Regions from separate parts of the Homo sapiens genome. Here region 1 is linked to region 2. Evidence: chromatin loops called from intact Hi-C (ENCODE). Cell type or tissue: Caco-2. All regions are shown on one strand. Each heading gives the region's core, and the rest is flanking DNA. Links, peaks and the distances in the headings are about the cores only. Region 1 has its middle 1.0 Mb from the start of LRRN3. Region 2 has its middle 890 kb from the start of LRRN3.

What was found. Peaks named below come from ENCODE experiments on the same cell type or tissue, not always from the same donor. Only the 100,000 strongest peaks of a DNase experiment are listed, where the experiment ranks them.
Region 1: it touches region 2 in a loop (14-fold over the local background); 3 of 110 quality-filtered maps call a loop at or near these places.

What each region holds. Positions count from the first base shown.
Region 1 is chr7:110,084,448-110,096,523 of GRCh38, reverse strand. No RefSeq gene overlaps it. Among named protein-coding and RNA genes, the nearest start is that of LRRN3, 1.0 Mb to the left of the region's middle. In Caco-2, for the core only: a CTCF peak has its summit at 6,219 (motif pointing left); no DNase peak of the experiment used is centred there.
Region 2 is chr7:110,198,044-110,210,119 of GRCh38, reverse strand. No RefSeq gene overlaps it. Among named protein-coding and RNA genes, the nearest start is that of LRRN3, 890 kb to the left of the region's middle. In Caco-2, for the core only: no CTCF peak of the experiment used is centred there; a DNase peak (open chromatin) is centred at 5,379.

The DNA of each region.
Region 1 (12,076 bases), core at 1,795-9,794, 110 kb after region 2:
AAGATGACTTTCAGTTTGTTTACATGTTGGAGTGGAAACTGAATTTTCTATGCTGACTTATGGTTTTAAGGCTCCAGTTGCATTAGTTAGTTCACCCTAACTCAGCAAGAAGCATTATCCCAAGTCCAATTCCTAAAATGCCTACAGAATTTCTGGCATGCCAAGGCAGGTGTTAATAAAGTCATATAGATTGCTGCCATTGGACCTTTACAAGATTTGTCAGTTTGAGAAAATAGTGTGCATGCACCACAAAATATTGTATGTTTCATCAAAACATCAACCAGATAGATGTATATTTATGAAAACAGGATATTTAAGCAAACAGAAGAAGCAGTTACAAGTGGATCATAATTCCAAAACACCCTATTTCCATGAGAATGTAATAAAAAAAATCTCTATCTGAGTTGCCATAAAACTTCCAATAAATGTTGTTCGTATCTCCAGAGAGGAGTTATTAATAATATCACCTTCTTTGAGGATTGCTTGGTAACATTTACACTTTCCTTAAGTTCCATTCTTCTCTACATATGACGTATGAAAAGGAGAAGCTCAAGCTCTGATATATTGAGCAGGCTGCAGCAATCTGCTTCCTATCATCAGCAGGCTACTGTCTTGGCAACATATCATTGTAATTTATGACTTGATTAAGAACAGAAACTCTGCTCTTCAACATTCACCACCCTGTATGATTCAATGGTAATATCTCTCTAGGTCATCTGTAAAAATAATCCTAATGAAAAATATAGCTTATGTAAAATATTAGCCTAATGATTGCTATAGTTGGCTACCAGTGAGTTGAGTTAGTGAAATTATGCACTCATTAATTTTCCCCAAATATTTCAGATGATTTTTTTTTTTTGGCAAATACATTAATTAGAAAAAGTCCAGATCACTTTCTCTGAGGAAAACAGATCTGGTATTCTTCTTCTTTCCAGCTTGGCCATTAGTTGGTGCTGGATCTGAGAGATAGCTAAGAGTATTATTTTCTTGCTCTGGGACATTCTCATAGAAATAGTGTGGTACTGTTGTGTTTTAAAATTATGATCCACTTACAAGTGTTTCTTCTGTTTGCTGCAATATCCTGTTTCCATTTGATATGCACTAATTCTGCAATGGTTGGGTTGCCTGGCTTAATATAATATTTAACCATAGGGCTTTACAGTTTCAGAAAACTATAACACCTTCACTCACTATTGGGCCAATATTAAATCTGATGATCTAAATATTACATATTACTTATGGGAATAAACTGAATTCACAATTAGTCTTAATTTGGTGAAGAGAGTAAAGTTATAACGCATTGTAAGGTACTTTATGAAAATTTGCTGTCAAATTTTATGTTATTAGTATTGTATCTTGACCGTTTATATCATCTTCCTTGGGCACACTGTAACAGGAAAAGCCAAGCAAAAATTAGTGAATTTTGGAAGTAAAGTTGTGCAGTTACATTTTCCCCAGTTTCCTCATTCTCTTTACCTAATTTTAGAAATCTTAGTGGAGTCCCTACCTTACTTTCTTTTATATTCAACCTAATGACTCAGTTATTTAAACAATGAAGCCAAACCTTTAAATCTTTTCTACCACCAGATTTCATTCATAACTGGTTTTACAATTTCCCATTTTAATTTTCAGTGAAACCACTGCTCTGTGGATGAAACTGAATGTGATATGTTTGTGTAATGTTTCCTTGCCCAATTTTGTACATTGGTAGTAATAAATTATACATTGTCATCAACATTAATACATACCACTGGACAATATTCTCTGAGATTGTTTCTGTTTTGTAACCAAAGTGTAGAGTAGTGGCAATCCTTGCTAACTCCAATTTGCAGCCCACTTGAACCTGCTAGTAGAGGACCAATATAATTCACTTGCCAGTTATGCCATCCCCCTTGATCATGAGAAATTTGTTCCATAGTCATTTTTAAGTGATTTCTTCCCCATTGACACTGAGTGAAGTTGTTTGTCACGTTAGTTATATCCTCTCTTTTCCTACTGGTGCATAGCTATGCACTCATATGCTTACTTCTTTCATGAATTTAGCTAGCTCTGGGGATCTAACTATTATAGCATCTACCATAGTCAGCAGTGAAGGCATTGAGTTAGGTAAGTCCCTCTGATAACCATAAAGGTAGTTTAGGGTCACCTGCACTCATGCTATTCTTACTACTTTGGAAAGAGTTCTCCATTGCTGAATTGATGATAGAGTAGGTCTTAACTTTTTCAGGTTGGTCTGCAAAACTACTGACTTCACCCACTGCAGCAAGTTAATTGTCACACTGTCAAAAGCATCAGCTGACAGAAGTTTGTTGCCACTTGATGCTTGATGTTTAATTATTAATTCATATGATTTATCCTACTTATGAGTCTTTAGGATCTGTGATATTTCTTCAGATCATTAATTCTAAGTACTTGTGCCAATAATTGTTAACCAAGTTTCTGCTGATATTCCTTTATAAAGTAACCTAACATTTTTCAGTATACTTTTGGGATTTTGTGGTCATTGGGCTGGGGATCCTGCCACCTGCATTGTTTTCTGATTGATTAATGGTCTTAATTTACCTTGTGAGTGAAGGTAACATCTTTCCAACTGGCCACTGAAGCACGAGACAACTTTCTAGGAACAGGAAAAACTGCCTTTAATGCTATTTTGCCCACTACTGCAGCTTCAGATTTTTGAGGTCTGGCTTTTACCTGAGTAACTAGCAAAAGGCAGGGAATAGAAATTTCCACTAATTTCTCTTCTACCTAATACTCTCTGAATATCTGAAAAGCCACTTTCGTGTTTCTGTCTTAATTTCCCCAAAATTCTATTGGAAAGGTTTGTCCAAATATTTTGCCTCAAAGGATATTTTTACTTTAAACAAAGAATAGCTAGTATACCTAGGATCAAATCCTCATTTTTTTTAATCCCTTCTTTCTTTTTTTTTCCATTAATGCCTGGCCATTATGATCCTTGAGACTGAAAGAAACTTCTGTTTACTGTGCCAGTAGGAGTTAATACAAAAAGTGGACTGTTGAATCATATCCACATAGATCAGAGATTTTATCTGGTATTAAACTGTTTTAATCATTTCAAGGATACAAGTACTTGCAGAAAAGAGAAGAGAGACATCCAGAATGCTAATGCTGTTCTTCAGATTCATGGTGCATTAGGATACATTCTGGGTCAGATTTAGTCCTTGAAGTCTCTAAGTTATGCATGAAGGGTGCCACTTACACAAAAGGAAATTAATTTGGTCATTAAACATCTTCATTTTGTTCACTAGTAATTACATAACTTAAGTAACATTATTACAAGAAGTCATCTCCCATCAATCCACACACTTCGGGATTGTTTTCTCTAAGCAAGCCTAGTATATTCCAGGTACATCCTGCTAAATGCATTCTACAGATAAGGACTCTCATACTCCGCTTTTCAGGAGATAATCTTATTAGCAGGTTTGCAAGGGGATTTGACCAGGTCATCTTTCTTTGCTTTAATATCTTGTGAAAAAGAAAAAAGATCCTTTCATTCTCAAGCTGAAACCTAAACATCTCCTATCACCAAGCACCCTTCACTATTTCTGTTATGCTCTTAACTTGGTAGCAGCTTCTCTCTGACAGGCTTTGTGGAGTCTTGTGTTTAATATTTGCAGACAAGTCCTCAGCCAATAATATGTGTGCAATCCTAACATAGATGTATGCCCTTCACTTCCACCCTTAGGGATCCTCCTCTCAAGACTCTGCCCCCAAATTGCAGTCACTTCTGCAGTCCAGACTCCAATTTGTGCCTCTAAGTTCAGTGGGACTACTGTGTTCTGCTTGGCTTCTACCTCACTGTGCTTCTGTGCTGCTCTTCTCAGGGATCAGTCCTGTGGTTCCTGTTGTCCAGTGATTGAAAACTGTCATCTCACAGTTTGTCCAGTTTTATTTTTGTGTATGTGGCAGGAGAGCATGTCCAGTCTTAGTCTATGATTCCGTCAAAGGCAGAAATGGAAGTCCTCATTTTTATCTTATTTTAGAGTTCAGGAGATTTAATTTTTAATGCCCATCTGTCTGCCATAGGCTTTTCTATTCATATTTTGGTTGGGTGAATTTGATCCCTGTTAGGTTTTTCTAGAAGTTAATAGGGATGATGTTTCCTGAGTCTTTGTACATTCAAAAATCATTTATTGTTGGTTGTGTTATATGACTGACAATTTGGTTTAGTGTAATTATTTTTAGTCATAAACGTATGACTTTTCATAAAAGTATGAAAACTAATGAAAGACTCTTTAAGTACTTCATGAATTTTGCTCCATTTTCTTCCTCATTGAATATTTCAGTAGTGAGTCTTGAGGCTAGCAAGACTTCAAATACCTTACTTTTTGCCTTACTGCCCAAAAGATTATTGTTTTTAAAGTCCATATAATTTTCTATGCATACCCTGGAATGGAGTTGGTTGGGCTACATTTTTTTTTTCTGAGACATAGATTATTCTTTTTATTCTATAGATTAATCTTTTCTTTTATATCTGGGACATTTTCTTTAATTGAAACTGTGAGTTTTATCATTAATATGGTAATATCACAGTAATGATTATGAGTACATTGGCTTTTCTTTCTGCTATATCTAACTATTCTTCACATCTTTCCAAATTATTTATATGAATTTAATTATTTTCTTTTCTCTTATTTCTAACTACTGTTTATCTTACTTCAGTTTTCAGCTCTGTTAATTCTCTTTAATGCTCCTCTCGATTGAACTTTCATTGATACGGTGGTTCTACTTTTTCTTCTACTTCTTTATTGAGCTGTCAGTTCATGTATTAATCATCTATTTAATGAATACTTATTGAGGACATACTTTGTGCCAGGCACCTACTAGGCCTTGATATTACATAAACATCATTTAGGCAAATCCCTGCTCTCATGGAGCTGATATTATAATGGGGAGAGAACATCATTAAATTAAATGTTATTGGAAAAAAACAATGTAATGAGAGAGAGTGCTGTGAGGGTATTTTATGAATTAAGAAGTGTGATGGTTAATGCTGAGTGTCAACTTGATTGGATTGAAGGATACAAAGTATTGATCCTGAGTGCATCTGTGAGGGTGTTGCCAAAGGAGATTAACATTTGAGTCAGTGGGCTGGGAAAGGCAGACCCACCCTTAATCTTAGTGGGCACCATCTAATCAGCTGCCAGCATGGCCAGTATATAAAGCAGGCAGAAAAATGTGAAAAGACTAGACTGGCTTAGCCTCCCAGCCTACATCTTTCTCCCATGCTGGATGTTTCCTGCCATCAAACATCACACTCCAGCTTCTTCAGCTTTGGGACTCGTACTGGCTTCCTTGCTCCTCAGCTTGCAGACAGCCTGTTGTGGGACCTCACCTTATGATCATGTGAGTCAGTACTGCTAAATAAACTCCCCTTTACATATACATCTATCCTATTAGTTCTATCCCTCTAGAGAACCCTAATACCAAAAACATCAGAGCACCCTATTGATAAGATGATATTTGAGCATTTCATCTCCTGATTTTCATATTGCCTTCTTTTCACTGAGAACTCATATCCCTGCTTTGTCCTCTGGTTTTTGTTAGAAAATGTGATTTTGTTGAATTTAAAATATATAACTTGTGGGATAATTGGCATTATTTTTGTGTTCAGCATGGCAGCAACTTTTTTTTTTTTGAGATGGAGTTTCACTCTTGTCGCACAGGCTGGGGTACAATGGCGTAATCTCGACTCACTGTAACCTCCGATTCCCCAGTTCAAGCAATTCTCTTGCCTCAGCCTCCTGAGTAGCTGGAACTACAGGTGTGCGCCACTATACCCAGCTAATTTTTTGCACTTTTAGTAGTGATGGCGTTTCACCATGTTGGCCAGACTGGTCTTGAACTCCTGACCTCAGGTGATCCATCTGCCTCGGCCTCCCAGAAGTGCTGGGGTTACAGTCGTGACCACTGCGCCCGCATGGCAACATGTTCTGATTGGTCATTTGATATCCTGTTCCCATCCTTTTTGCATACAATCTTTCATAGAGATCCTGTGCTTATACTGGTTACTCATATTTAAATCGTGAGTATTTGATGGAGAAGGGGGTCTCAGGCTGTGTTCCAGTCTATTATGAGGGTTTTTTTGACATATTAATATTTTGTTTGAGATTTATTTTCAGCATTTATTTCTCTTTGGCCAATCGGTTTAGTGTTGGAAACAGTTTGACATTCTCTCTTCTGACCCCTTGTGGGAGAGCTTTTTCCTGCAATCTATGCTAAGTCTGTTGCTGGATCAGCCTGTCACTTTGCTTCAAAGAGCCAAGTAATTCCAGAGACTTTCCTGTCCCCAACTTATGGTTATTTCTGCTATGATAGACAGAGGGATTTTATTTTGCACTTTGGTTTGTACTCGACTTTGGAAAGGTATTATTTCCTCTTTTTTTTTTTTTTTTTTTTTTTTTGAGACAGAGTCTCGCTTTGTCGTCCAGGCTGGAGTGCAGTGGCGCGATCTCTGCTCACTGCAAGCTCTGCCTTCCGGGTTCACGCCATTCTCCTGCCTCAGCCTCCCCAGTAGCTGAGACTGCAGGCGCCCGCCACCACGCCCGGCTAATTTTTTGTATTTTTAGTAGAGACGGGGTTTCACCGTGTTAGCCAGGATGGTCTCGATCACCTGACCTCGTGATCCGCCCGCCTCGGCCTCCCAAAGTGCTGGGATTGCAGGCTTGACCCACCACCCCTGGCCTCCTAAATCTTTCTGATGTCTGCAAGTGTTAATTCTTTCTCTGCTTTTGTTTCACATTCATGTACTGTCTCCACTGCAGTTGACTCCCTTTGCATATACATTGTGCTTCAGAGTTTGATCTCCCGATTTCCTTGACACTGGGGGGTCTGCATTTTTATTTTTTTCCTTGCCTCTGGTTGAATTGTGGAAAAATAAGTGGATACTTACTTCGTCTTTATTGTGGCTTCTTCAAACAGAATGTCTGCACTAGCAGCATTCATTTTACAGAATTATTATTATTTTTTAATTCTGGACACCTGTGGTATTAAACTTTTCTCATTCAAACAAAAATTAAAAGGAAAAGCAATAAAACATCAAAACAAATCAGGTCTAAGGAACATGAGCTGTAACATCACTTGATCCATCCTGAAACAAGGGTTTCGATGAGAAGCACATGTGATGAAGGAAGAACTAGACAACTTTCAGAATTGGAGTCTGGCAAGTGAATTAATATGAACAGAAATATTGTTTTCTTAAAACAATTTAGTTGCCCACAGGAGCTTGAACAAAGAACACATATCAGAAGTCAAGCTGAATTAACAGGTTTTGTTCTGGTGGAAGTCAACAAGGTGAGACTTCATGGGACTAGTGGTCTTCTTAGAAATATATTAATCAAATATCTTATTTGAAGAATTAATTTTTATAACTAATTTAAAATAATTTTTAAAACTAGTGGTGCCAAGTGTTTGGCTTCTATCAAGTCAATAGGAATTGAAGAGAGTACTTAGATAAATAAATCTTTATTGTGAAATTATTTATTTGTTGCAAAATTAAAGGTAAAAGCCATAATTTTTACTCACAGGATTTTATTTGAAATCATACAAGATATGATAAAATTATATTGGATTTAATTATAAATGTCATACAGGATTAATTGATACATATTATTCCACAATCTTAAGTCACGTTAACTCTATAAAGTGATTTAATAGAAAAACTCAGAAAGTTCACACACAAAAAAAACAAATATTATAGATGTTGAGCACTGGCGGTAATTTTTTAAAGCAACAATTAGTAGTTAGCTTCTGGAAGAAAACGGATAACAAAGTTTTTCTAAGATTGATCATGTACTTCATATAAAATAAAATGAAAGCTGAAAGCTCATGGCAAAAACTTTTCACTAAATACGTTTTAGATCTGATTTTAGAACTTGCACTCCTGTGAGAGATTTTGCGTGTGTGTGTGTGTGATACTCTTAAACTCAGAGCTGTTTCACTAAATAATCTTCCTGTAAAACTTTTTAAATGGTGCATCACTCATCTTCTTAGATACACTCAACAAATGAGCAACTTGTATGCTTCAGGTGAGGCTTTTAAATGCTTCAAAACATTTTATAAACCTAGTAGGACTGGTAGCCAGGGAAAACAAGAGATATTTTGGTATTAGGAGAGTTGTCAGGAGAGTGATTCAATTGTTTACTGTTTCATCTTAAAGAGAAAAAGACTGGCTGCCTCAGGACTGGCTGATAAATAACAATCCCTTAAATAGAAGATCATAAAGATCAGGTTATTCTTTATTGTTCTCATAGGAGCCTTGCCTGACTACCTCAGTCCAAAGGCAAGCCATGCTTTGAAAGGGAAGGCAATGAAGGCTGCATGCAATTTGTGCTTATGAAGGTGATAACATTGTTGGAGTGTTATCTAATGCTTTAATTTTAAAACTGTATGTTTTAAAATATCTTGTTTCTCAAATAAATGTCACACTTAAAAAGCCTTAGAACCTACTATTTGCTAACGGATCTACTCAATTTTCTGCATCTCTTGCTGATCAATTTGATATGGAGTTCTGTGATATGGATCAGGGAATAATTGTTCTGCCACCAAAAATGAGTTTGGGTTGCTCAGGCAGTCATTCAAAGTACCACGAAGTGGGTGGCTTCAACAACATAAATTTATTTTATCACATTTTTGAAAACTAGAAGTTTAAGATCAAGTTGTCAGCAAAGTTGATTTTTTTCTGAGGGATCTCACTTTGGCTTGTTAGATGGCTGTCTTTACATCATCTCTCTATGTGTGTGAGCATCCTAATCTCCTCTTCTTATGAGGATATCAGCCATGTTGGATGAGGGCTTCACACATGACCACATTTTACCTTAATTATTTCTTTAAAGGACTGCAGGTTAGGACTTCAACATATGAATTTTGGGTGCCCACATTTCAGTCCGTGAAACATTCAATTTTAATTTCATTGTGCTCAATAGTTCTTAATTTCACTCCAGTTCTGTGTTTAAAATTAGGTGAGATCACTGCATCAATGTCTTCTAATGGATAGTAAATGATTTTGTCATTGATTGCTGTATTGGTCAGGGTTCTCCAGAGAAATAGAACCAATGGCGGGTGTGTGTGTGCGTGTGTGTGTTTGTGTGTGTGTGTGGTGTGTACAGAGAAGAAGAGAGAGAGATTTATTTTCAGGAATTCGCTCATGAGACTATGGAGGCTGGCAGGTCCAAAATCTGCAGAGTGAGCTGGCAGCATGGATATCCAGGAGGAGGTGATGTTGCAGTTCAAGTATGAAGGCCATCTGCTGTAGAAATGTTAGGAGAGGTCAGTCTTTTTCTTCTATTCAGGCCTTCAAATGATTGGATGAGGCTCACCTGCATCTGGAGGGCAATCTGCTCTACTCAATTTCACCGATTTAAATGTTAATCTCCTTAGAAAACACCCTTATAGAAATATCCAGAATAATATTTGACCAAGTATCTGGGCACTGTGGCCCTGCCAAGGTAACACATAAAATTAACCATCATAAATGTGACTTAGAATAGATGCTTGTATAGACTAATCCACCACACTGTGGCAAGTACTGTGCTAAGCAGGTAAGATAGCTAATTAAATGTTTCACCAACAGGAATACTAGACCCTTGAAATCATAGTATAAGCATGCTCAACTTCTTGTGATATCAATTTTCCACAAATACTTATAAGAATAAATATCACCTTAATATTAAAATAAACATGGTTATATAATAGAGTGTGCCACAATATACATAAGCATTTTATTATGCTTTTAAAGTTATGACACTGGTTGAGTCTTATAGTAATGTTTTAAACATCACAACTCAATACCACATTACAATGTTGATACATTACAACTCTTAATAGTTTTGCTTCTTTCCTATTCTCTAGCATCTTAAATCTCCAAGGGGTTGAAAATTCAAAAAAGCTTCTTGTCCATCCCACTATGTTTCCACGATGTACATCTCTACCAATACTCTCTTTCATACCATTCAAAGTTGTGTATGATATGTGTCCTGTAACATTTTTATCCTTCATTGTGCAGCCCTCCATGTGAGGGTGTGGCATAATATTTCTTCTGTTTTGATTACTTTTCAAGTAAAATACTCTTCATCGATTCTGCTATTTTATTCCTCATAGAAGAGGATAATCATAAAGTGAGAAAAAGCGGACAGAAAAGCGGAGAGGCCCCACATGTTAAGGTTTTCTTCTTCAATATTGATGGAAAACGTAAAACCTCAAAAACATTTTTGAGTTTTGAAATAATTTTTTAACTCTCCTTTCAGAAGTCCATGTGCATTTACACTCTTGTGAGTTAGGAGGACTGTAGCATAAAAGTTGAGAACCTCAGACAATTCTTCACAAGCATCAATAGATGAAATCACCACATATTCTCATTTTACATAGGAGAACACTGAGATTCCAAAAAGTTTTAAATGTATCCAAGCCTATGTCATTGAAAATATATCTGAAAGTTGAACCCAAATCTATCAGAGACTTCAGCCCATGTTTTTGTTTTGTTTGTTTTATTTTCCCAAACCACACTGCATATAAGGAGAGGCAACAGGGAATTAAGGAGAAAAAAATAAACCTTGGTCTCATCTTATTTTTTTTATTTTTCCAAAAAAATTATTGTTTCTGATTGTTTCTGTTTTTAGTTGAGTGAAAGAGTGAAAGTGTATGTGTGTCTCTCTCTCTGTGTGTGTGTGTGTGTGTGTGTGTATGTAGCAAGAGAAGCGAGATGGAGAATAAAAGAAATAGAAAATTCCACTGTGATGCCTCGGTAGTTTCACTGTAATAAATGTATGTATTGGGGATGTCAAGAAAAAGAATCAAACCATTTTCTAAACTGAGAGGCAATAAAATTATAATGAGAGTGCATAATGGAGGGAATATTTTTATAAACAAATGGGGAATAATTAAAAATAAATTTTATTAGAAACTAGAAGTATTACTTAATTTTTTGTTGCCTTGAGTGGTATTTTATAAATTCAAGCCATATAATTAATTCAATAACAATTTTTTAGTGTATTTAAAACAACAATTCAATGCTTTCTATTCTGTCACTAAATCTGTTCAGCTGAATATTCTAAATTACAGAAAGCAAGGCCTATGTGAGGTTCAGAAGACTAAGAATATTTAAGATGAAAAAAGAAAAAGATTTATCTAATGTTATAATTTATATATTATATAAGCCTTTAGTTTCCTTGGTCAGAAACATGCTTTTGTTAGCACATAAATATTAAAGAAGATTGGAAAATCAATAATGAAAAAATTTTAAAGCAGATGGACTTTAAAAATCCATCTGCTGCAAAATTCCTGTATGAGACTAAACACAAACAAAGGTTGAAAGTACTGGGTAAAATGGTTCTGTCAAGACTTTGGCACAATTATTATAAATATCTCAAAGTTGTTAGTTTAACTGAGTAGTAAATTATACGGCATCTTACGTTTGCCAAAGTTGAGTGATAGCTTTTAGTTTCCAATCAAAATATATTTTTTATGATATAAGAAAATACTTGCCAAATTACCTATTCATAATTCAAAGAGTTGGCAAAGTAACAAAGTGGTCTGGGATATTTACATGTTTCTCCATCCATTCATAAATGTATGAAATTCTTTATGTTATAGTATATTCTAAAAGCTTACTTGCTGAACAATTATAAGATGTGTTTATATATGTATGATAGAGCAAAACAGCTATCAGCAATTATTCAGGAACAGATCATAACACATAATTAATTGATATTGTTTAAGAATAATACAAATGTACTTATGTAGTCTTTTAGAGCAATGTTTACCAAGTGCTGGGCAAATGTTAGTCCAATTGCCGGTAACACTGGAATTCTCAGCCTCCCTTAAGTCTTCAATGTTCCGAGTACTCCTGACATTGATCACTGGCAGCTCCCTGTTACTAGTCATCCAGCCAACTCAGAGGCCATAGTTCATAAATAATTGCACAATTGGCCATTTTTCCTACAAAACCAAGTGAGCAACCAGGTTTACTGCTCAAAGTTCTGTGCACTGGGAGGATTTCTCTTCACAGCTGTCCTTTAGCCATGTCCCAGAAAGGGGCTGCAGTGCTATAGCTGTTCAC
Region 2 (12,076 bases), core at 2,282-10,281:
CCAATGCCACATATTTTCTTTTTTTTTTATTACAAAAGTATCCTACTTTTGCTATAAATGTCTTTTTATTAGTCAGCTGGTCTCTGTGATAGTAACTCATAAATGCTTAAATCTCACTAATGACACATTTAAGTTTGTTTCTTGATTTTATAAAGTCTGTCGTGGACCTAGTAGCTATCTTCCAAGCAGTGACTCAATGATCTGGACAACATGTGCCTTGCTATTTGGAACATACAGTTTCTAGATCAAGGGCAGAGAGTGATGGAGGGTCGCGTACTGGCTGTTAAATGTTTCATCACGGAAATATCACCCAACACTTCTGGTCACCACTGATGATCCATAAGTAGTCATATAATCTGGCTTAACTAAAAGGGTGTTGGAAAATGTGGGAGAGCACATAGATGTATGGGGGAGCACATCTATACATGGAAAGCAGTAAATTTAAAGGCTTACAGGAAAAACAATATTCATAATCATTTTAAAATGTAGTTTAGATACCTCTGTATAGTTAGATTCGTAATTGATAGAAATTTAGGTTGTTTCCAAAGTTCTGCTATTAAAAAATGTTTTGTGAACATTCTTGCTTAAAATTCTTTGTATAATTATTGATGTGTCTCCTTAAGATATATTTTTAGTAACAAAATTCTAGGATAAGAGGCACCTTATTTTCTTATACTACGTGGGATAGATAGTGCTTTGTGCCATCTATAATGCTGGGTATTTTCAATCTTTTCATATTTGCTAATATGAAAGGTAAATAGCAATTTTCTTTTGTTTTTATTTGCATTTCTTTAATTACAAATATAATTAAATGTTTAATTGTGGCCATTTGTCTTTATGATTTCTTTGTTGTTAAATTTCTATGCATTTCCTTTGCCCAAGATTTTGTTCTTAAATGAGAATCTTTGTTGTGTTTTAGAATTGGTTCATACGATGACCCCCTGATACCATAGTGAAATAATTGTGCCTTGTGGCCATAATCTTTTGTTGTTTATATCCCTCTTTTATGTGCAGTTGGAGGCATTAGAATTCTGTCTTAGCTTCACTTTTCTTCCCTTTCCCAGATTCATGAGAAAAAATTGTCCATGGTCTTAAAGACTGGTTGTCCATGGTCTTAAAGACTGGTTGTCCATGGTCTTAAAGACTGGTTGTCCATGGTCTTAAACACTGGTTGTCCATGGTCTTAAAGACTGGTACAGTTGTAATGGATTATGGGATAAAATAACTGTGCCTCATAGGATGTGTAGGAATGGCATGCATTTTTTTTTGGTTTTCAATATTTTTCCAGCCAAGTTTTATGTGTTTTTTAAGGGACATAGTGTCTATTTGCAATATTAGAAAAAAATTAAATGATTTCAACTATTAATATGTATCTTTTGATGACGATGTTTCATTAATATTAAAGGGTCCTTAGAAACCTAAAAATGCATTTAACACGAGAGAACCTATTTTATTTTATTATTATTTGACAAACTAATATCCATATTTAACCCTTACCTATCAAACACATAAAAGTAATATACTTGATATAAAATATTTTATTACTTCTAAAAACTGTATACCTTAGTATAGATAGTTTTTATATTTTCAGATTACAATTTTGCATTCATCAGATTGGTTCATTGAAAGAACCTGGAAGATACACCACACTGCATTGTGAAAGAGGCATTGAAGAGATGATTTGTAGTTTGGCAAGAATATCATATCAGAGTTTTGATACAGAATCCTAGGAACAACAGCGATCAATTTCATTCAACATTATGAGATTTCTTACTCACTGATGAAGTAGATATGACAGAATAATGGCTAATGTTAGATGCCTATCACACACACACAGATTCCCCAGCCATAATTCTGTTTCCGAAAGAACCCACTGTATCTTCCTGACTTAATGGATGGTTCTTTCTGTGCCTTGTAGTTCATTCAGTTTAATACATATGTCTTGCTAAGGATAAAATTTTTTTTCTTTAAGATTTTGTTGTGATTTCACATGCATTTAATTCTATTATTTAAAAACAATATGGATTTCATATTTTTGGCAAAGTCAAAAATGAAATGTGTGGTTCAATGTAGTTTCCCCATACCTATTATATTCTGATTGGTATAAAGGTCAATCTGATTCTAATATAAATCCTCTGAGAAATTGCATTATAGCAATTCAAGTGAGTAGATACAGATTTTCTACGGCTTATTTAGGTACTTCAGTTTCAAATATTATCAAGTAGATAGTGTCATCCATTTATTTTCTTTTACACTAAAAAAATGCCTACATGAGTTTTATGGGTTTTTTTTTCCTTATAGCATACATTTACCTCCCTTATATATTACACTTATTTTTGCCAGACATATTTTTGATGGACTTCTTTGTGTATATAAACACATGTAATGTTATTTTATTATGTATTTTTAACCAAGCATAACAGAAAACCAAGTTGGATAAGTTTATATCTAGGGAAAATGACATTTCCATGTTGTCCATTATAAAACACATATTGATGACCTTTGGGTAATTTGGATAAGTCACTTTCATAAAAATCACATTATTCTAATTCTGTTAGTCTAGAGGAGAAAATAGAAGTTGTGTAGAAGTTTGTGTGTGTGGGAGAGAGAGCGAGAGAGAGATTAGATGATCTTTAAGACCCTTCCAAATGCTAAAATTGCAGAATTTCATGATACTATAGTTTTCAAATACTCAAGTCTTTCCAGTGTTGGACTAAGTCATCTTCCCGTGGGGTCCATATGCAGGTGATCAGTCATAGAAAAGCCTCCTTTTAGACATTGTGAGCATTCTTAGAATCAGAGGCCAGGCCAGAAACTGAGGTTTATTTTATACTTTAACCTGTCTCTTTTCTTTTTCTTTCTTTCTTTCTTTCTTTTTTTTTTTTTTTTTTTTGACAAGAGTTTTGCTATTGTTGTCCAGGCTGGATCTTGGCCCGATCTTGGCTCATGGCAATCTCTGCCTCCCAGGTTCAAGCAATTCTCTTGTCTCAGCCTCCTGAGTAGCTGGGATTACAGGTGTGCTCCAGTACGCCTGGCTGATTTTTGTGTTTTAAGTAGACACAGGGTTTCACCATGTTGGCCAGGCTAGTCTCAAACTCCTGACCTCAGATGATCTACCTACCTCCACCTCCCAAAGTGCTGGGATTACAGGCATGAGCCACCACTCCCAGCCTATCCTGTTTCTTATAAAGTTTCTATCTTAGAAAAGTGGCATAGAGTGAAGACTTGATAACTTTGTATCTAGGGAAAAAATGACATTTCCATGTTGTCCAGTATAAAACACATATTATTATTGTTATATTCTGATGGGCCAAAAAGACATATATGTTTAAGTTCAGATTCATAGGCACAAGGTATTTATTATGTTTCAAACTCCCAAAGGATTTCATGCAATTTGAGAAATACTACCATGAATAAAGGACAAGAGGAATTCTGGAGAAAGGGTGGTGCAAATGCATACCCTTATCTCCCTCCAATATGAATTTTGATCTGTCCACCAGCACAGCTATCAATGCTAGCAGGCAGGTGGGGAATGGCAGATATGTGGGAACAATTGGCTTTTTGGTTTTGATAAGGGATAGGACTAGAGCTCAGGACTCAGTTCTCTTCTAGGCCTAACTAAATCTGGGAATGAAGCTCTGAGGCAAACTTCAGAACTCTGTGGGTCTTGGGGCCTGTGTAGATTCACTGACCCATAAGAGTTAGGGTAGCTCTATCTTGCATAAGTGGTCATGGGAGGAAGACCTGCTAGTCTCCTTAGACCCCAAGGATTTACACAGTAGAGAAACAGTTGGCTTTAACCCATCTTTACTCTGAGACATGCAGACCACTGATTTGCAGCTGAAGAAAGAGAAAAGAGGCTTCTTCCTGGTTTCAGAGAATGACGATTTATGAGCTGTCAGTTTGCCAGCTTCCAGAGGCAGAGAGTAGGAAGTCAAACAAGGAGAAAAAGGAAAGGAAGCAGATTAAGAAGTTTTGTTATTTTTGTCTCCTTAGCTTGCAGATAAGAGGAATACTAAATATACCCAATATCTACAAGGTAAAGCATTGCAGCAGCTTGACCTCAGGGTGACTGGAACCATGTGTATACAAAGAAAAAAAAGCCCACAGAAGAGTTGGCTTTTGTTAAAATGGAAAATATGGAGGAGAAATGAGGAACTTTAACAGAAAATAATTGGACACATAAAGGCATAAGATGGCATAAAAGACTACCTTAGATAAGACTACCTTAGATTCTGAAATACTTATGTGTGACAGGATATAAGGTCTGGGATGTTTTGGAAGATAATCCAATTGGCTTAGAAGGTAGTAGGTTGACACAAAAATGACATCAAATTGGCCATTTGCTGGTAGTTGCTGAAGACAGGTAATGAATGGTACATGGAAAAGGGTGTGTTATTAGGATTCTTTTAATTTATGTACAACTTTGGAATTTTCCATGACAATACATTTATAAATTATCTTGAAAGATGAGGATAGAATAATTACTATTCAGGATCAGTATAATGGCCTGTAAGATCTAACGGAAGAAACAGCCAAGATTTCAGAGCAAAAATACAAAGTCACTGAAATTATAAAGAAAAAGATTAGAGACTTAAGAAAGTGTTAGATAATAGAAATTTAGAAGAAGAATAATCAATAAATGGAGTACTATAATAATTGAAGAAATGAAAAAGGCAGTTTTCTCTGGTTTGCAGAATTATTTTAGTTTGTTAATTGAAAGGGTTTACTAAGTTCCAGGAAGGACTGATGGAAAAAGACACATTTAGGCAAATCGTCCTGAAGTTTCTGATTCAAAAAAAAAAGAGAAAATTTTTATGAGTTCTCAAACAAAAAGTTACACACAAAGAAAAAAATGTAAACTTTCATGGGATTTCTTCTCTTTAATGCTAGAAGAGAAAAGCACAGTGTAAAAACATCTGCTAACTACTGAAAGAAAAGCACTGCAACGCAAGCATCCGTCCCGCACATGGATGAGATAACATTCACCTATCAGGGTAAGAAGATGTAAGAACTGAGAGGGTTGGAGCAAGATGGCCAAACAGAAGTCTCCACTCAACATAACCCCTACAGCAACACCAAATTTAACAAGTCTCTACACATAAAAAGCACCTTCATAAGGACCAAAGAATCGGGTGAGCATGACAGTAGGCAGTTTTAACTTCATATTGCTGAATGATTCACTGAAGAGGGTAGGAAAGACAGTCTTAAATTGCAGATGTCACCCCTCCCCTGTCCCCTCAGGGGTTGCCTGGTATGGAGACAGTCCGTGCACTTGCGGGAGGGAAAGTGAAGAGATTGTGAGACTTTGTGTAGAAACTCAGTGCTGTCCTGCCACTGTGGAAAGCAAAATCAGGCCGAACTCAGCTGACATCCACCCATAGAGGGAGTGCTTATATCAGCCTTAGCCAGCAGGGAATTGCCCATCCTACTGGTCAGAGCTTGAGATTCTCCAAGGCTTGCCACAGAGGCCTACGTGCTTTGGGGTTCTAAATAAACTTGAAAGGTAGTCTAGGCCACAAGGGCTGCAACTCCTAGGCAAGTCCCAGTGCTGTGATGAGCTTAGAGCTACTGGACTTGGGGGACACAACAACCTAGTGAGACATTGGCTGAGTAGGGAAGGCAGTGCTTGTGCCACTGCTCTCCAACCCCAGGAAACATAGCTCACAGCAAGGAAAATGCCTCCTGCCTTCTCCTTGAGAGAAGAGGGAAGAATAAATAGGGCTTGTCTCGCAGCTTGGATACCAGTTCAGCCACAGTAGGACTGGTCACTGGGCAGTCATGACGCTAACCATTCCAGGCTCTAGCTCTTAAATGACATTTCTAGACACACCCTGGGCCAGAAGGGAACTCACTGCCTTGAATAAAAGGACCCATTCCTGTCAGGATGCATCACCTTCTGACTAAAGCATCCTTGGGCTCCGAATAAACAGCAGTGATACCCAGATACTACATTAAGGATTTTGGGTGAGACTCTGAGACTTGCTGGCTTTAGGTGAGACTCATCACATTCCTAGTTGTGGTGGCTACAAAGCAAGACCCCTTCCACTTGAGAAAAGCAGAGGGGAAAGTAAAGGGGACTTTGTTTTGCACCTCAGCCATAGAGAGGTAGAGCACCAAGTGAGCTCTTAGGTTCCCTGATTCGAGGCTTTAGCTCTTGGATGGCATTTCTGAACCTGCCTTGGGCCTGAGGGGAGCCTACTGCACTGAAGGGTGAGTCTCAGGCCTGACAGCATTCACCACAAGCTGACTGAAGAGCCCTTGGGTCTTAAGTGAACAGTGGCAGTAGCTGTGCAGCACTCCCCATGGGTCTGTGGTAGGAGTAAAATGGGGTGAGTCTCCTCTGTGGAAAGGGGAGGAAAGAGTGGGAAGGATTTTGTCTTTTGGTTGGAGTGCCAGGTTAGCCACAGTAGTATGGAGTACCAAGTAGATTTTTATGTGTTTTGACTCTAGTCTCTGGCTCCCAGACCGCACTTCTGGACCCAGGGCCTAGGGAAATGCACCATCCTGAAGGGAAGAACACAAGCATGGCTGGCTTTGCCACCTTCTGATTGTAGAGCGCTAGGACCTTGAGTGAACATAGGTGGTAGCCACAAAGTTATTACAGTGGGCCTTAAGTGAGACCCAGTGCTATGTTTCATGTCTAAGGCAGTGCAGTTCCAGTGCTGGTGGCCACAGGGGTGCTTGGATCACTGCAAAGAGAGAAACTCCATTCATTGGGGAAAAGTAAGAGAACTGAAATCTCTGCCTGGTAATCCAAGGACTTATTCTGGATCTTATCTAAGACCACTAAAGCAGTATATCTTTTAGTCTGCAAGAACCACAGCATTACTAGGCTTGGGGTACCCCCTTAAGAAGATACAACTTAGATCACAAAACTCAAGTTCCTTCAAATACCTAGAAAGTCTTCTCATTAAGGATGGGTACAAACCAGCCCAGGTTGTAAGGACTAAAATAAATACCTGCTCTTTAATGCCCAGGCACTGACAAACATCCACAAACATCAAGACCATCCAGGAAAATATGACCTCTCTAAATGAAATAAATAAGGAATCAGGAAACAATCCTGGAGAAACAGAAATATGTGTGCTTTTAGACAAGAATTCAAAATAGCTGTGTTGAGCAAACTCAAGATAACACAGAGAAGAAATTCAGAATTCTGTTAGATAAATTTAACAAGGAGATTGAAATAATGAAGAATCAAGCAGAAATTCTGGCATTTAAAAATGCAATTGACATATGTAAGAATGGATGAGAGTCTCTTAATTCAGAATTTATCAAGCAGAAAGAATTAGTGAGCTTGAAGACAAACTATTTGAAAATACAGTCAGAGAACACAAAGAAATAGAAAAGAATGAAGCACACCTACGAGATCTAGGAAATCGCCTCAAAAGGACAAATCTAAGAGCAATTGGTTTAAAGTGGAAATAGAGAAAAAGATAAGGGGAGAAATCTCATTCAAAGGGATAATCACAGAGGACTTCCCAAACCTGAGGAAATATATTGATATTCAAGTAGAAAAGGTTATAGAACACCAAACAGATTTAACCCACAAAAGACTACATCAAAGCATTTAATTATCAAACTTTCAAAGATCAATGAAAAATAAATGCTTCTAAAAGTGGCAAGAGAAAAGCAACCAATATCATACAATAGAGCTATAGTACGTCTGGCAGCAGACTTTGCAGTGGAAATCTTACAGGCTAGGTGAGAGTGGCATGACATGTTTAAAGTACTGAAGGAAAAAACTTTTACCCTAGAAGAGTATATCCAGTGAAAATATCATTTAAACATGAAGGAGAAATAAAGACTTTCCAGAGAAACAAAAGCTAAGAAATTTCCTCAACCAGATCTGTCCTACGAGAAATGCTTTAAAGGAAGTTCTTCAGTCACAAAGAAGAGGACATTAATGAGCAATAAATCAGCTGAAGATACAAAACTCACTGGTAATAGTAAGTACACAGAAAAACACAGAACATTATAACACTGTAATTGTGGTGTGTAAACTACTTTTATTATAAGTAGAAACACTAAAAGATTAACTGATGATAATAGATACAGCTTTTCAAGACATACACAGAACAAGATATAAACAGAAATGATAAAATGTTAAAAAGGGGACAAAGCTAAAGTGTTGAGTTTCTATTACTTTTTTCTTGTTTCTTTGTTTATGCAATCAGTGTCAAATCATCATGAGTTTAAAATAGTGGGCTAAAAGATAGCATTTGCAAGTCTCATGGTAACCTCAAATCAAAAAATGTACAATGGATACACAAAATATAAAAAGCAAGAAATTATACCACCAGAGAAAATTACCATCACTAAAAAAACAAAAAACAAAAGACAGGAAAAAGGAAAGCAGGAAGAGAAGACCACAAACCTACCAGAAAACGATAAACAAAATAACAGGAATAAGTACTTACTTATCAATAATAACATGAAATGCAAATTGACTAAAATCTTCAATAAAAAGAGTAGCTGAATGGATTAAAAAACCACACCTAATGATCTGTTGCCTACAAGAAGCATACTTCATGTATAAAGACACACATAGACTGAAAATAATGGCATGGAAAAAGATATATCATGGTAGTGGGAACTAAAAAAAAAAAAAAAGCAGGATTCACTATACTTATATCAAACAAAATAGATTTCAAGACAAAAACTATAATTAGAGACAAAGAAGATCACTATATAATGATAAAGGAATCAATTCAGCAAGAAGATATAATAATTTTAAATATATTTATGCATCCAACACTGGAGCACACTGATATATAAAGCAAATATTATTAAAGAGAGAGATAGACTACAGTACAATAGTAGCTAGAGACTTCAGCACTTCATTTTCACCATTGGACAGATCTTCCAGAGAGAAAATGAACAAAGAAACATCAGACTTAATCTGCGCTGTAGACCAAATGCACCTAATAGATAGTTACAGAACATTTTTTCCGATAGCTTCAGAATACATATTCTTCTCCTTAGCACATGGATCATTCTCAAGCATAGACCATATGTTAAAGCAAAAAACAAGCCTTAAAAGGTCCCCAAAATTGATGTAATATCAAGCGCCTTCTCTGACCACAATGGAATAAAACTACAAATTAATAAGAAGAGGAATTTTGGAAACTATACAAATACATTGAAGTTAAACAATATGCTCCTGAATGAATAGTGAGTGAATGGAGAAATTAAGAAGTAAATTGAAAAATTTCTTGAAACAAATAATAATGGAAACACAACATATCAAAACCTATGAGATACAGTGAATGCAGTACTAAGAGGGAAGTTTATAGGTATAAGGGGCTACATCAAAGAAGAAGAAAATTTTGAAATAAATAACTTAAGGATGCCTCTTAAAGAACTAGAAAACAAGAGCAAACCAAACCCAAAATTAGTAGAAGAAAGGAAATAATAAATATTAGAGCAAAATTAGATGAAACTGAAAAGAAAACAATACAAAAGATCCACAAAATGAAAGTTGGTTTTTAGAAAAGATAGACAAAATTGACAACATTTAGCCAGACTAAGAAAAAAAAAAGAGAAGACCCAAATCAATAAAATCAGATATGAAAAAGGAGACATCAAAACTGATACCACAGAAATTCACATGATCAGTACTGGCTTTTATGAGCAACTATATGCCCATAAATTGGAAAATCTAGAAGAAATGAATGAATTCATAGACACGTAAAACCTACCATTATTGAACCGTGAAGAACTCCAAAACCTGGATAGACTAAAAACAAGCACCAAAATTGAAGCCATAATTAAAAGCCTCCAAGAAAGAAAAGCCTGGAACCCAATGGCTTCACTGCTAAATTCTATGAAACATTTGAAGAAAAACTAATATCAAATACTACTCAAACTATTCCAAAAAATAGAGGAGGAAGGAATACTTCCAAATGCATTCTACAAATCCAGTGTTATCTCGATACCAAAGCCAGAGAATGACACATTAAAAAAAAGAAAACTCCAGGCAAAAATCCCTGATTGTTATTGATGGAAAAATTCTCAACAAAATACTAGCAAGCCAAATTCACAGCAAAATGAAACTAGACCCCCATCTCTGGCCACATACAAAAATCAAGTTAAAATGGATTAAAGACTTAAATCTAAGACCTCAAACTATGAAACTACTAGCAGAAAACCTTGGAGAAACTCTCCAGGACATTGGATTGGAAAAGATTTCTTTAGTAAATAAATACCCCACAAGCATACGCAACCAAGGCAAAGATGAACAAATGAGATCACATAAAGTTAAAAAGTTCCTGCACAGTGGCCAGGCATGGTGGCGCATGCCTGTAATCCCAGCACTTTGGGAGGCTGCGGTGGGTGGATCACGAGGTCAGGAGATCGAGACCATCCTGGCTAACACGGTGAAACGCCGTCGCTACTAAAAATACAAAAAATTAGCGGGGCGTGGTGGCAGGTGCCTGTATTCCCAGCTACTCGGAAGGCTGAGGCAGCAGAATGGCGTGAACCTGGGAGGCGGAGCTTGCAGTAAGCCCAGATGGTGCCACTGCACTCCAGCCTGGGCGACAGAGAGAGACTCCATCTCAAAAAAAAAAAAAAAAAAAGTTTCTGCACAGCAAAGGATACAATCAATAAAGTGGTACAACAACTCACAAATGGGAGAAAACATTTGCAAACTGTCCATCTGACAAGGGATTAATAACCAGAATATATAAGGAGCTCAAAGAACTTTGTAAGAAATAATCTAATAATCTTATTTAAAATGGGTAAATAATATAAATAGATGTTTCTCAGAAGAAGATATAGAAATGGCAAACAGGTATATGAAAAGGTGCTCAACATCGTTGATCATCAGAGAAATGCAAATCAAAACTACAATGAGATATCATGTCACCCCGGTTTAAATGGCTTTTATCCAAACACCAAGCAGTAACAAATGCTGGAAAGGATGTGGAGAGCAGGGAACCCTGTACACCGTTGGCAGGAATATAAACTAGTACAACCACTATGGAGAACAGTTTGAATCTTCCTCGAAAAAGTAAAAATAGAGTTACTATATGATGTGACAATGACACTGCTGGGTATATACTCAAAGGAAATCAGTATATCAAAGAGATACGTGTACGGCCATGTTTTTTGCAGCATTATTAACAACAGCAAAGATTTGGAAGCAATCTTAATGTCCATCACAAAATGAATGGATAAAGAAAATGTGGAACATATACATAATAGAATACTATTCAGCCATAAAAAAAGAATGAGATCCTATCCTATGCAATAATATGGATGGAACTGGAGATCATTATGTTAAGTGAAATAAGCCAGGTATGGAAATACAAACTTCACATTCTCATTCACTTGTGGGTCCTAAAAATTAAGACCATTGAACTCATGAAGATAAAGAGTAGAAGGAGGGTTATCAGAGGCTGGGAAGGGCAACATGGGAATTTGGGGGAGAGTGGAAAAGGTTAACGGGTACAAAAAAAAATAGAATAAGACCTAGTATTTGATAGAAAAAAAGGGTATCTATAGTCAATAATAATTTAATTGCACACTTAAAAATAACTAAAATAGTATAATTGGATTGTTTGTAACATGAAGGATAAATGCTTGAGGTGATGGATACCCCATTTACTTTGAAGTGGTCATTATGCATTACAGGCCTGTATCAAACGATCTCAACCCATAAATATGTACACCTACTATGTACATGCAAAAATTAAAAGTAACAACATTTTTCTAAAAATTGAAAAAAAAAAAACCCTCAGAGAATATAAGGCCAACATAAACCATATGAAGAAAATATTTGAGCAAGGATTCCAAGCAAACGAATACATGAATCACATCAGAGGCCTCAGGAGCATGAAAGACAAAGTAGAGAGGAAACATTAATAGGTTAAATGAAGATTCTGAAAGTCAAGGAGCCATAGTGCAAAGAAAATCTAGTAAGAGTCTGCAATGAAAAGTTCTAAGCCATTTCAGTGAATCCAAGGTTTTGGTCTGAGAAAAAGGGCAGATGTAAGAGCCTGCCAATTTCTTTTCTGTCATTGGGTTGGGGTCGGGGAAGTATTGACACCCCAAGTCTCTTCCTGAATTG